Regions from separate parts of the Homo sapiens genome. Here region 1 is linked to region 2. A link is an interaction called in ENCODE POLR2A ChIA-PET data of the cell type or tissue named here. Cell type or tissue: OCI-LY7. All regions are shown on one strand. Links, peaks and the distances in the headings refer to the core of each region. The heading gives the core; the rest is flanking DNA.

Evidence for each region. ChIA-PET counts read pairs that join two places held together with the same protein. Peaks named below come from ENCODE experiments on the same cell type or tissue, not always from the same donor. Only the 100,000 strongest peaks of a DNase experiment are listed, where the experiment ranks them.
Region 1: POLR2A ChIA-PET joins it to region 2 with 8 read pairs; 2 of 35 experiments call an interaction of 5 or more read pairs at or near these places.

Annotation. Positions count from the first base shown.
Region 1 is chr17:8,003,782-8,007,206 of GRCh38, forward strand. It overlaps GUCY2D (guanylate cyclase 2D, retinal), which reads left to right. Exons shown (of 20, transcript NM_000180.4): 3 at 71-375; 4 at 2,582-2,933; 5 at 3,279-3,363. Among named protein-coding and RNA genes, the nearest start is that of GUCY2D, 2.9 kb to the left of the region's middle. In OCI-LY7, for the core only: no CTCF peak of the experiment used is centred there; a DNase peak (open chromatin) is centred at 2,310.
Region 2 is chr17:7,631,300-7,642,375 of GRCh38, forward strand. SHBG (sex hormone binding globulin) reads left to right here. Exons shown (of 8, transcript NM_001040.5): 4 at 1-62; 5 at 290-449; 6 at 580-716; 7 at 1,453-1,660; 8 at 1,905-2,073. The coding sequence ends at 2,053. Among named protein-coding and RNA genes, the nearest start is that of SHBG, 6.7 kb to the left of the region's middle. RefSeq lists an enhancer at 1,327-1,416. In OCI-LY7, for the core only: no CTCF peak of the experiment used is centred there; no DNase peak of the experiment used is centred there.

The DNA of each region.
Region 1 (3,425 bases), core at 911-3,410, 370 kb after region 2:
CAGGGTGCGAGGAGGTCGGCTGGTCCTGCCGGCAGCCGGACGGCGCCGCGAGCCAAGCCTCTGTCCGCAGCAGTGATCATGGTGATGCACTCGGTGCTGCTGGGTGGCGAGGAGCAGCGCTACCTCCTGGAGGCCGCAGAGGAGCTGGGCCTGACCGATGGCTCCCTGGTCTTCCTGCCCTTCGACACGATCCACTACGCCTTGTCCCCAGGCCCGGAGGCCTTGGCCGCACTCGCCAACAGCTCCCAGCTTCGCAGGGCCCACGATGCCGTGCTCACCCTCACGCGCCACTGTCCCTCTGAAGGCAGCGTGCTGGACAGCCTGCGCAGGGCTCAAGAGCGCCGCGAGCTGCCCTCTGACCTCAATCTGCAGCAGGTAGACGGTCCCGGGAGGAGGGAAGAAGGCAAGGGAGAGGGGAGAGGACAGCCAAAGCAGGGAGAGGAGGATGCAGCCAATGGAGAAAGAACCACTGGCAGCTCTAGCTGTTTGGAGTTTCCTGGGTAATGTAGAGGCTCTGGCCCCACTTGGGGTCTCTTAGTGTACGAGGATTGCCTCTAGAGAGTAGGCAATTCGACCTCTCAAGTCCAACATCAAGCAGTAAACTCTAATGAACTGTAAACTGCAAAACCTTTTGCAATTGGCTTCAAAGTAAACCCGTTTCCACCACCACATACTCCCAGCTGTCTAAAATAAATACTTGGTGTTCTTGAAAGCAGGAAGGAGGGAGGATGCCAATCCAACCTTCATCCCTAGTTCAGAGGTATTTCCTCTGGGGCCTCATCTGGTGGTCTTAGCTTTTCAAGGGCCTAGACACCTTGCAAGAAGCAGAAAGTTCCCTGGGTGGATTCAGGGGCAATCCTAACCAGATCCATAGTGTATTTCCAACATCCAGCTAATACCTAGGGATCCCCAAGTCCCCAGAATCCCAGTTCAGATCATCTAACTTTACTCCCGCCACAAAGGGGGACTAGAAACCACTATGAGAAGGGAATTTAGATGTCAACGGGCAGTGAATTAACCACCACAAAGGTCCAACTCACAGGCGGCTGCATGAGAGAAGGGTCGTAGGGGTTGCAATTTCCCATCGATGCCCCTAGATTCTTCCAAGAGGATTGGAGGTGTCCAATGGAGGGGGGAGGGGTGCAGTGATGGGAATAGTCAGAAGAGAATACAAGATAGGAATCATAATGAGATGGGATGGAGGGAGGGTCGGTCAGTGGAGAGAGGGAGGTTGAGAAAGTAGAGAGAGAAAAGCCCTTCAGCTCTCAGTAAGTACCACAGCAGTCCTCTCCACTGCCCAAACTGCGCAAGCCTCTGAGCGTGTGAGTCACCCTTGATTCCTTGAATTCTTCGCCCCCACTTCCAGGCATCAAGCCCTGTTACTGTTACTTCCTAAAGATCATTCGAATTCATCCGCTTTCTCCATCTTTACTGTCACTGCCCTGATTCAGGCCACAGCACCCCCAGCCCAAATCCCAAAACATAATCTCTCAGATGGTCTCTGCTTCAACACTCACCTGCCCAACACCTTTCTCCAGATCAAGCTTCAGAAATCTGACAGATCTCACCCTGTCATGCCCCTGTTCAAAGCCTCACAGTGGCTTCTGTTGCCCTGGATAGATGCAGGCCTCTCCACATGGCTTACCAGGTCACCTGTCTTTCTCTCTCTTCCACCTCCCATGAACTTCAGCCAGACCAAGCTACTCTGGGTTCTTGGAATGTGTCCTTCTCTTTTGCCTCTGAGCTTCTGAGTGTGCTGTTTCCTCTCTCTTGTCCCTGCCTCCCCTGGATAATTCTGACTCATCCCCTGAAGGATGGTCACTTCTAACAGCTCCTTCTCTGTCCACAGCCTAGGGTGGGGACACCCATTCCTGTCTCTGCAGCTCCCTCAGTTTCCCCTACTTTTACTCATTGCACTGCCTGAACACCCCTGTCTCTTTGGCAAGAAGAAAGGTTCCTTGAGACGGGGTCTGTCTTGTACACTGATACATCTTTAGTGCTCTGCACAGTGCCTGGCTCTCTGAGAGATGGCAACTGGGAATAATAGAGAAGCCTGATAAGATCGGGTGGTAACAATAGAGAAGGTTTTTTGTTTGTTTTTTGTTTAGTTTTTTTGTTTGTTTGTTTGTTTTTTTAAGGAACAACAGAAAATAGAAGCCAACCAAAAGATAGGTGAGAAGGCTTTTAGGTGAATGGTAGGTGATGAGGTTAAAACTATATGCTGGGCAACCAACAGGAAGAAGAGAGGACCTACAGGTGATGGAGAATTAGAATCAACCAATGGTCAGAGAGGAGGCTGAGTCCTGAAAAGAGGAACCAGTTAGTGGGGAGAGCAGGTGTGACAGCCAATAGGAGAGGGAGGAAGAGAGAGCCAGTGGGGAGGGAGGAAGAGAGAGCCAATGGGGAGGGAGGAAGAGAGCCAATGGGGAGGGAGGAAGAGATAGCCAATGGGGAGGGATCCTGGGAACAACTAACTGGAAGGTGGCAACAGTGGATACCCTGGGCTTGACAGGCAGTGAAAGAATCTGGTCTGTCTGTGGGCTGTGACCCCGACCTCTGAGCCCCTACTCTCCTTCTCCAGGTCTCCCCACTCTTTGGCACCATCTATGACGCGGTCTTCTTGCTGGCAAGGGGCGTGGCAGAAGCGCGGGCTGCCGCAGGTGGCAGATGGGTGTCCGGAGCAGCTGTGGCCCGCCACATCCGGGATGCGCAGGTCCCTGGCTTCTGCGGGGACCTAGGAGGAGACGAGGAGCCCCCATTCGTGCTGCTAGACACGGACGCGGCGGGAGACCGGCTTTTTGCCACATACATGCTGGATCCTGCCCGGGGCTCCTTCCTCTCCGCCGGTACCCGGATGCACTTCCCGCGTGGGGGATCAGCACCCGGACCTGACCCCTCGTGCTGGTTCGATCCAAACAACATCTGCGGTGGAGGTGAGGGCGAGCACCCCAGTCCCCACTGAGACAATCGCCATGGACCATCCACAAAGTGATGAAAGAGAGTGGACTCCTATCCTGTAATCCGTCTTCGATGCCCTTCTAGGCCCTCTCCCAGCCTCTGGCTTGCACAGGACCCCTCTCTTGCTGAGCTCCAAAGCCCTCTTGGAAATTTTCTATCATTCCCAGCCTCTCCCCTTTGAGGAACTATGACCTACCCCTAGAGCCTCTCTGGGCCCCCATCCCCCTTTCCTGGAGGGGCCAGCATGTGGCATGCCTCCCTAGAGAAGAGGCCTCCCCTGGCATCGCTCCTCAGTATACCTCCTGTCACTGTCCCTTCAGGACTGGAGCCGGGCCTCGTCTTTCTTGGCTTCCTCCTGGTGGTTGGGATGGGGCTGGCTGGGGCCTTCCTGGCCCATTATGTGAGGTGAGTAGTGGAATGAGGTAAGTAGGAAGTGAGCTTGTGCCAGAAATGGAAGTCTGCAGCAA
Region 2 (11,076 bases), core at 4,725-7,224:
ATCCCATCATGAGGATTGCGCTTGGGGGGCTGCTCTTCCCCGCTTCCAACCTTCGGTTGCCGGTAACTACACCCCAGGGGTGGAACCCTAGCCAAGACTTGGTAAAGCACTGCTGGGTGGCTGGCCGTGGGAATCTAAGTCCACACTTTTAGGGAGAAGGGAAGGGTTGAGAGCTGCAAGGGGGAGGCCAAATGCTCAGAGGGGAGTCAACTGAGGGCAGGGAGGTCGGGACTGCGGCTCCGATGCCCTGATTTCTACATCCCCGTATCTTATCTCTGTCACACTCCAGCTGGTTCCTGCCCTGGATGGCTGCCTGCGCCGGGATTCCTGGCTGGACAAACAGGCCGAGATCTCAGCATCTGCCCCCACTAGCCTCAGAAGCTGTGATGTAGAATCAAATCCCGGGATATTTCTCCCTCCAGGGACTCAGGCAGAATTCAATCTCCGAGGTAGATTTCCTCGGAGTCTATTTTTCCCACCCTGGCCAGCTCAGCCTGCCTCTGTCCCCCTCTACCACTGGCCCCTTTCCTCCTTGAGACCCCAGCTTTGAGGCCTCAGGATAATCATTTCTCCCCACAGACATTCCCCAGCCTCATGCAGAGCCCTGGGCCTTCTCTTTGGACCTGGGACTCAAGCAGGCAGCAGGCTCAGGCCACCTCCTTGCTCTTGGGACACCAGAGAACCCATCTTGGCTCAGTCTCCACCTCCAAGATCAAGTAAAGGGGGACAGTGGGGCATTGCCTGTATTCAGTGGAGCCTGGAGCAATGAGGGAAGAGGGGAGTCCAACATGTCAATATTAGGAAGGTTTCCAGCCCAGGGAACATAACAAGACTGGCTCCACAGAATTGTTTTTCATTAATAATTAGCCAGGCATGGTGGTGCTTGCCTGTAATCCCAGGTGCTGGAGGCCAAGACCAGAGGATCACTTGAGGCCAGGAGTTTGACACCAGCCTGGGCAACATAGCAGAGACCTCTGTCTAAAAAAAAAAAAAAATTAGCCAGGCATGGTAGCACATGTCTGCTGCCCTAGCTATTTAGGAGCCTGAGGCAGGAGGTTCACTTGAGCCCAGGAGTTTGAAGCTGCAGTGAGCTATGATGTGCCACTGCACTCTGACCTGGGCCACAGTGAGACCCTGTCTCAAAAAAATAAAAATAAAAATAAGGCTTATGGATGGCACTCAGGTGGGTGGTAGGGGCGAGGGACATATCTTGAAGCTCCCCACAGCAAGCAAACAGTTTTGACTTAGACTGCATATTTACTTGGGGCAGGTGTGGTTTCAAAAAGGGTCAAGCCAAAAAAAATTGGGGCAGGATTTAAGTGGTGAGAATGGCCAGTAGGTGGAGGCATAGCGAAGAGGCAGAATTAAGGCAGCTAGGGGTGAGGCCACAGGCAGTAGGCCCGGCTCATTCTTCCCTCTCTCTCTACCGTCCCTTTCCCACACACTCTGCAGAAGGTGGTGTTGTCTTCTGGGTCGGGGCCAGGGCTGGATCTGCCCCTGGTCTTGGGACTCCCTCTTCAGCTGAAGCTGAGTATGTCCAGGGTGGTCTTGAGCCAAGGGTCGAAGATGAAGGCCCTTGCCCTGCCTCCCTTAGGCCTGGCTCCCCTCCTTAACCTCTGGGCCAAGCCTCAAGGGCGTCTCTTCCTGGGGGCTTTACCAGGTAAGAGAGAATGATGTTCAAGTTCATGAGCACAACATTGGAAACAGCTCAAGGGAGGCGGCACATTTTGAGGGGAAGGAAACCTCTGGGAGGGAAGAAGAATAGGCCACAAGAAGAAGATATGGGGGCAGTGGAAGGTAGTGCTTTTGCAAACTCAGGTTGGAGGAGTGGAAAAGTGGGGAGAAGATTCTGGATCCGAGCCACCTTAATGCTCTAATGCCACCTTTGCACTACCTCCCTCTAGGAGAAGACTCTTCCACCTCTTTTTGCCTGAATGGCCTTTGGGCACAAGGTCAGAGGCTGGATGTGGACCAGGCCCTGAACAGAAGCCATGAGATCTGGACTCACAGCTGCCCCCAGAGCCCAGGCAATGGCACTGACGCTTCCCATTAAAGCTCCACCTAAGAACCCCCTTTGAAAGTTACTGATTATTCATTTATTCAACAAATATTCACTGTGCACTAGCAATGTACCAGGCACTGTGCCAAGTATTGAGTTGTCTTAATGAGCAAAAACACTCTGGTTCCTACCCTCTTGGTGCCCACAGTCCCATAGGGAAGCAGACATCCATCAAAGGCTAACTAATAAGTGGATAGTTGGAAGCACTGATAAAGAAGAATTGGAGAGTTGTGAAAACATGGAGACTGGCCGGGCGTGGTGGCTCACGCCTGTAATCCCAGCACTTTGGGAGGCAGAGGCGGGCGGACCACAAGGTCAGGAGATCGAGACCATCCTGGCTAACACGGTGAAACCCCGTCTCTACTGAAAATACAAAAAAATTAGCTGGGCATGGTGGCGGGCGCCTGTAGTCCCGGCTGCTCGAGAGGCTGAGGCAGGAGAATGGTGTGAACCCGGGAGGCGGAGCTTGCAGTGAGCCGAGATCGCGCCACTACACTCCAGCCTGGGCAACAGAGCAAGAGTCCATCTCAAAAAAAAAGAAAAAAGAAAAAATAGAAAACATGGAGACTAGGAGGCCTTAACTTAGTCTGAGCGTCAAGGAGAGTTTCTCTAAGGAAATGAGGACTTCTTTTTTTTTTTTTTTTTGAGATGGAGTTTCCCGCTCTTGTTGCCCAGGCTGGAGTGCAATGGCGTGATCTCGGCTCACTGCAACCTCCGCCTCGCGGGTTCAAGCGATTCTTTTGCCTCAGCCTCCCGAGTAGCTGGGATTACAGGCGTGCACCACCACCCCCAGCTAATTTTTTGTATTTTTAGTAGAGGTGGGGTTTCACCATGTTGGCCAGGCTGGTCTAGAACTCCTGACCTCGGGTGATCCTCCTGCCTCGGCCTCCCAAAGTGCTGGGATTACAGGCGTGAGCCATTGCGTCCGGCTGGAAATGAGGACTTCTTAGGCTGAGATCCCAGCAAAAACCCCGACAGACAGACATACTCTGGATACAGGTCACTTTCTGGAAGCCAGGACCCACCTGGTTCCGCAGAAGCTACTCCCTTTGAGACCAGTTTCCTGCCTCTGTGGCTGGTCCAGAGAGATCAGGAGGAAGGGAAGAGATGGGATTTTGACATCTCAGTCATCTGGTCCTTGGACTGGCCATTGCTGCCCAGGGAAGAAGCAGCAGGGGGCGTGAGAGGGTCACAGAGAGATGTGGGTAGGGGTTCTGGAAAAAGGGGTGGAGGCAGGGAGAAAGAAAAAGGGAGGAGAGCAGAGGGAGAAAGTCGCGTCTCTCTCTCTCTCTCCTAGTCTTGGTCCACTTGCTGCCTTCCCAGACAAATTTGTCTCTACTCCATTAAGCAAGAACTGGCTTGTGCTGGTCCCAGCTGGGAAAAACAGACAGATTTGGGAATATCTCTCCCCTCAAAGAATACGGTGACCCAGCTCTCAACCACAGACCTCTAGAGAATGCTGGTGCCCAGCATCCCTCCCTGGGGAACCCTCGTATCCAAGCCCATAGCCCCTACCCCTCAGCTCCCAGTCTTCTGCCCTCTTAGGAACCCTTGTGTCCTAGCCCAAAGCTCCCAGCCTACTAAGGAGCCCTGGGGCTAAAGCCCCCCATCCTCTTTCCTCTCAAGAACTATTAGGTCAGCCAGGTGTGGTAGCTCACACCTTTAATCCCAGCACTTTGGGAGGCCGGGGTGGGCGGATCACCTGAAGTCAGGAGTTTGAGACCAATCTGGCCAACATAGTGCAATCCCGTCTCTACTAAAAATACAAAAATTAGCTGGGCATGATGGTGGGCGCCTGTAATCCCAGCTACTCGGGAGGCTGAGGCAGGAGAATTGCTTGAACCTGGGAGGTGGAGGTTGCAGTGAGCCGAGATTGCGCCACTGCACTCCAACCTGGGTGACAGAGTGAGACTCTGTCTCAAAAAAACAAAACAAAACAAAAAAAAACTTAAAAAGAACCATTAGGTTAAAGCATCCTCCATCTCCAGACCCCATGAGAATCCCAGTGTCCAAGACTCCTAATTTCTTACAAGAATCTTTTCACCAGTAACCCAGGCAGCAGGCTGAGTCACTCACTGGAGCTGCTGTCCCCTTCTGCAGAGATCAGCCGGGACCTAAATGACTCCAGGGTAAGGAGGCCCTGGGGAGTCTGTAGGGTAGAAGACACAAATCCCAAGCCCCACCTTCTACCTCTCCTAATCTTGACCCTATAGACCCTCTCAGGATCTACAACTGCCTCCACCCAGCCAGCAGTGTTGGTAGTGGAGTCTTCAGCAATGGAGAGGGCATCCACATTTAACTCTGGCCCCTTGTTGACGTTCAGGGCTAACCTAGGCCACCTGAGCACCCGCTATGTACTAGGCACTGTTGTAGATACTGAGGATTCGTTGGTGAAAAGGACAAAAACAGGCTGGGCGCAGTGGCTCACGCCTGTAATCTCAGCACTTTGGGAGGCTGAGACGGGCGGATCATGAGGTCAGGAGATCAAGACCATCCTAGCCGGGCGTGGTGGCGGCGCCTGTAGTCTCAGCTACTTGGGAGGCTGAGGCAGGAGAATGGCGTGAACCCGGGAGGTGGAGCTTGCAGTGAGCGGAGATCGCACCACTGCACTCCAGCCTGGGCGACAGAGCGAGACTCCGTCTCAAAAAAAAAAGAAAGAAAGAAAAAAGAAAAGGACAAACACTATCCCCGCTCTGATGGAACTTATAGCATAGTAGAGGGGAAGCAGACACAAACAAGAACACAAATAAATAAGCAGGATTATTTCAGATAGCGGTTAGAGCAATAAAGGGAACAAAACCCTGTAATATAATAGGAGGGGGAGGGGAGGGTCAACATTAGCTGGGTGGTCAGGGAAGTCATTTGAGCAGAGACCTGAATAATGAAAAGAAGTCATCCTGTGGAGGCCTGTGGAGTGTGAGCCAGCAGGGAGGGGGGTTAAAGAGCCCGGATGTACCTGGGCACCCACCAAGGGGGTTGTTCCGAGTGCCAATATCCTGACCTTTTGTCCCTGGAATCTCCTCGGAGCTGGCTTTTCTCTCCTCCCTCCACCCCACCTTCTCCAGGACACTGTGCCACCAACCTCTCTTTCCCCAGCCTGCCCTAGATTCCAGGATTCCTGATTACCATCCAGAGCTGTCTACACTCTTTCATTAAGACTGACTTCGCTTTGACATCGACTTTGCCAGGTCCCCAACCAAGGGCACCTACGATGCCTGCCCAGTGTCCCCTGCCTTCCCCACACCCCCAAAAACTTTTCAGAGCTTGGCAGCACACACTAAAGCCTCTGGGCCTGATCTACCCACTCACCCCATCCTACCCACTGCCTCTCTCTCTCTCTCTCCCTCCCTTCTTGCTGCGCCCCCCCCCCAACTTTCATTCAATTAACATGTATTGGCTGCTGATACATTGGTCAAATACTGTGTAGCCCACCACAGGGACTCTAAAGATGAATATAAAACTTGGTACTGGGCTGGAGAACCAGGGTCTTTTTTTTTTTTTGAGACGGAGTCTCGCTTTTTCTCCCAGGCTGGAATGCAGTGGCGTGATCTTGGCTCACTGCAAGCTCTACCTCCTGGGTTCACGCCATTCTCCTGCCTCAGCCTTCTGAGTAGCTGGGACTACAGGCGTACGCCACCACGCCCAGATAATTTTTTGTTTTTTTAGTAGAGACGGGGTTTCACCGTGTTAGCCAGGATGGTCTCCATCTCCTGACCTCGTGATCCACCCGCTTCGGCCTCCCAAAGTGCTGGGATTACAGGCGTGAGCCACTGTGCCTGGCCTTTTTTTTTCTTTTGAGACAGAGTCTCGCTCTTTCAGCCAGGCTGGAGTGCAGTGACATGATCTCAGCTCACTGAAACCTCTGTCTCCCAGGCTCAAGCAATTCTCCTGTCTCAGCTTCCCAAGTAGCTGGGACTACAGGCATGTGCCACCACACCTGGCTAATTTTTGTACTTTTAGTAGAGATGGGGATTCACCATGTTGGCCAGGCTAGTCTCGAACTCCTGACCTCAGGTAATCTGCCTGTCTCGGCCTCCCAGAGTGCTGGGATTATAGGCATGAGCCACCGCGCCCAGCCTTTTTTTTTTTTTTTCTTTTGAGACAGAGTCTCCCTCTATTGCCCAGGCTGGAGTGCAATGGCGTGACCTTGGCTCACTGCAACTTCCACTTCCCGGGTTCAAGTGATTCTCCTGCCTCAGCCTCTCAAGTAACTGGGATTACAGGCATGCACCACCACACCTGGCTAATTTTTATATTTTTAGTAGAGACAAAGTTTCACCATGTTGGCCAGGCTGGTCTCAAACTCCTGACCTCAGGTGATCTGCCCACCTCAGCCTCCCAAAGTGCTGAGTTTAAGGGCGTGAGCCACCGGGCCCAGCCAGAACCAGGGTCTTGAGAGAGAGATAGACATGTAAAATGCTTTAGCAGAGGTATCTGAGATGCCAAGAAACCTAGTTGCTAGTTCTACTAAGGACCATCAAAGAAATGAGTTATGGCTGGACGCGGTGGCTCATGCCTGTAATCCCAGCACTTTGGGAGGCTAAGGTGAATGGATCACCTGAAATCAGGAGTTTAAGACCGGCGTGGCCAGCATGGTGAAACCCCATCTCTACTAAAAATACAAAAAATTAGCTGGGCGTGGTGGCGGGCTCCCATAATCCCAGCTACTGGGGAGGCTGAGGCAGGAGAATCGCTTGAACCCGGGAGGCGGAGGGTGCAGTGAGCTGAGACTGCACCATTGCACTCCAGCCTGGGCAACAGAGCAAGACTTCGGAACAAGAAAACAAAAAAATAAAAAAACAAAAGAAACGAGTTGTTAGATGTGCGAAGTTGAACAAATGACTAAACCTCTATTACTGTTTCCCCATCTACAAAATGGGAAGTTTCTCTATCTTAGAAGGTTACTGTGAAGATTTGATGAAATCATGTAGACATTTTAATGTCTAGCATAGTGTTTGGCATACAGAAAGTGCTCAATATATGAGATATATATATATTTCTCAATATATATAAGAAATGTTGTTCTTATTAATCTCACACAGTTCCTGACATATTAGTTCTCACATAGTTCCTGACATACTAGTCTGAGCCTGCTGGGTATCAAAGATCTGGGAGGGCGTGTGACATGGATGAACCATGGAGAGGCTGAGATGGAGTGAGGGCAGGTGGGGGCTCCTTGGGCTATGTGGCCTTGTGTGTCCTGCTGAGGAGTTGGAGCTTGATCTCGTCAGTGAATAAACTTTATTTTCTTATCTATTCTTCTTTTTCTTCTTCTTCTTTTTTTTTTTTTTGAGAGAGAGTCTCACTGTGTCGCCCAGGCTGGAATGCAGTGGCGTGATCTGGGCTCACTGCAACCTCTGTCTCCCGGGTTTAAGAGATTCTCCTGGCTCAGCCTCCCAAGTAGCTGGGATTACAGATGCCCACCACCACGCCCAGCTAATTTTTTGTATTTTTAGTAGAGACGGGGTTTCACTGTGTTAGCCAGGATGGTCTCAATCTTCTGACCTTGTGATCTGCCCACCTCGGTCTCCCAAAGTGCTGGGATTACAGGCGTGAGCCACCATGTCAGGCCTTTTTTTTTTTTTTTTTGAGACAGCATCTGGTTCTGTTGCCCAGGCTGAAGTGTAGTGGCGCGATTTCAGTTCACTGCAACCTCCAGCTCCTGGGTTCAAGCGATTCTCCTGCCTCAGCTTCCTGAGTAGCTGGGATTACAGACATGCACCACCACACCTGACTAATTTTTTGTATTTTTAGTAGAGACAGGGTTTTACCATTTGGCCAGGCTGGTCTCAAACTTCTGGCCTCAAGTGATCCACACACCTTGGCCTCCCAAAGTGCTGGGATTACAAGCGTGAGCCACCACATCTGGCTTTCTTTCTTCCTTTTCTTCTATTTTTTTCTTTTTTAGAGACAGCCTTGCTGTGTTACCAACTGTAGTACAGTGGTGCAATCATGGCTGGGACCACAGGAGCAGGCCATTGCACCCAGCTTATTTTTAAATTTTTTGTAGAGATGCGGTCTTGCTATGTTACTCAGGCTGATCTCAAACTCTTGGCCCCACTCTTGGAATCCTCCCCACTCAGCCTCCCAAAGTGCTGGGATTACAGGCATGAGCCACCATTCCTGGCCTCTTCTCTTATTTTCTTTTTCTTTCTTTCCTTCCCTTCCTTCCTTCTTTCGATTGTGGTAAAATACACACAACATAAAATTTACCATCTGAACCTTTTTTTTGTTTTTGAGATAGGATCTCATTCTGTTGCCCAGGCTGGAGTACATTGGTGCAACCATGGCTCACTGTAGCCTCCAGTTCCTGGGTTCAAGTAATCTTCTCACCTCAGCCCCCCCAGTAGCTGGGACTACAGGCATGCACCACTAAGCCTGGCTAATTTTTTTTTTTTTTTTTTTTGAGACTGAGTCTTGCTGTCGCCCGGGCTAGAGTGCAGTGGTGCGATCAATGCTCACCGCAACCTCTGCCTCCTGGGTTCAAGCAATTCTCCTGTCTCAGCCTCCCGAGTAGCTGGGATTACAGGCCTGATAATTTTTGTATTTTTAGTGGAGACGGGGTTTCACCATGTTGGCCAGGCTGGTCTCAAACTCCTGACCTCAGGTGATCCACCCACCTCGGCCTCCCAAAGTGCTGTGATTACAGGCGTGAGCCACCGTGCCCAGCTAATTTTTGTATTTTTAGTAGAAATGGGGTTTCACCATGTTGGCCAGGCTGGTCTCGAACTCCAGACCTCAAGTGATCCACCCACCTCAGCCTCCCAAAGTGCTGGGATTACAGGTGTGAGCTGCTGCACCCGGCCTAATTTTTAAATTTTTTGTATAGACTGGGGTCCCACTGGTCTGGAACTCCTGGGCTTGAATGATTCTCCCACCTTGGTCTCTCAAAGTGCCGGGATTACAGGTGTGAGCTACCGCGCCTGGACCATCTTAACCTTTTTTTTTTTTTTTTTGAGATGGAGTCTTGCTCTGTCGCCCAGGCTGGACCGCAGTGGCACGACCTTGGCTCACTGCAACCTCTGTCTCCCAGGTTCAAGCAATTCTCCCGTCTCAGCCTCCTGTCATCTTAACCATTTTTAAGTGTACATTTCAGTGGCATTAACTCCACTCACGATGTTGTGCAACCATCACCACCATCCATTTCCAGAACTCTTTTCATCTTTGTAAAACTGAGACTCTGTCCCCATTAAACAGCACTGTTCCATTCCCCTCTCCCCACATATCTGTGTTTCAGAAGTCTTCTCTTTCCTTGTTCTTGTCTTTGCAAACACCCATTTTGTTGGGAACCCAGACGGCTAAGTCCCTGGAATTGCACGGACTGACGGGAAGGAGATAGACGGGTACAGCCCTCAGTGAGAGGTGACAGCGTGCTGGCAGCCCTCACAGCCCTCGCTCGCTCTCAGCACCTTCTCGGTCTTGGCGCCCACTCTGGCCGCGCTTGAGGAGCCCTTCAGCCCACCGCTGCACTGTGGGAGCCCCTTTCTGGGCTGGCCAAGGTCGGAGCCAGCTCCTTCAGCTTGCGGGAAGGTGTGGAGGGAGAGACGCGGGTGGGAACCGGGGCTGCACGCGGTGCTTGCCGGCCAGCGCGATTTTGGGTGGACGTGGCACTTGGAGCGCCGGCCGGCCCTGCCGGCCCCGGGCAGTGAGGGGATTAGCACCAGGGCCAGCAGCTGCTATGCTCAATTCTCGCCGGGCCTTAGCTGCCTTGCCGCAGGGCAGTGCTCGGGACCTGCAGCCCACCATGCCTGAGCCTCCCCTTCACTCCGTGGGCTCCTGTGCAGCCCGAGTCTCCCTGAGGAGCGCCACCCCCTGCTCCATGGCGCCCAGTCCCATCGACCACCCAAGAGCTGAGGAGTGCAGGTGCATGGCACTGGACTGGCAGGCAGCTCCACCTGCGGCCTGGTGCTGGATCCACTGGGTGAAGCCAGTTGGGCTTCTGAGTCTGGTGGGGACTTGGAGAACCTTTATGTCTAGCTAAGGGATTGTAAATACACCAATCGGCACTGTGTGTCTAGCTCAAGGTTTGTAAACACACCAATCAGCACCCAGTGTCTAGCTCAGGGTTTATGAATGCACCAATCAACACTCTGTATCTAGCTACTCTGGTGGGGACTTGGAGAACATTTATGTCTAGCTAAGGGATTGTAAATACACCAATCGGCATTCTGTGTCTAGCTCAAGGTTTGTAAACACACCAATCAGCACCTGGTGTCTAGCTCAGGGTTTGTGAATGCACCAATCGACACTGTATCTAACTACTCTGGTGGGGACTTGGAGAACCTTTGTGTTGACACTCTGTATCTAGCTAATCTACTGGGGACTTGGAGAACTTTTGTGTCTAGCTCAGGGATTGTAAACGCACCAATCAGCACCCTGTCAAAATGGACCAATCAGCTCTCTGTAAAATGGACCAATCGGCTCTCTGTAAAATGGACCAGTCAGCAGGATGTGGGTGGGACCAGATAAGAGAATAAACGCAGGCTGCCCGAGCCAGCAGTGGCAACTCACTGGGTCCCGTTTCATACTGTGGAAGCTTAGTTCTTTCGCTCTTTGCAATAAATCTTGCTGCTGCTCACTCTTTGGGTCCACACTTCTTTTATGAGCTGTAACACTCACTCTGAAGGTCTGCAGCTTCACTCCTGAAGCCAGCGAGACCATGAACCCACTGGCAGGAACGATGAACTCCAGACAAGCCGCCTTAAGAGCTGTGACATTCACGGGGAAGGTCTGCAGCTTCACTCCTGAGCCAGCGAGACCACGAACCCACCAGAAGGAAATAACTCCGAACACATCCGAACATCAGAAGGAACAAACTCTGGACACGCCGCCTTTTAAGAACTGTGACACTCAACTGCGAGGGTCTGTGGCTTCATTCTTGAAGTTAGTGAGACCAAAAACTCACCAATTCCGGACACACCAGGACAAGGTCTAGATATGAAAGAGGGGGTGTGAAGGCTTTCATGCCCTGGTTTCTTTCTGGAGATGCTGGTGGGAAAGGTGGGCTCCAGGAAAAG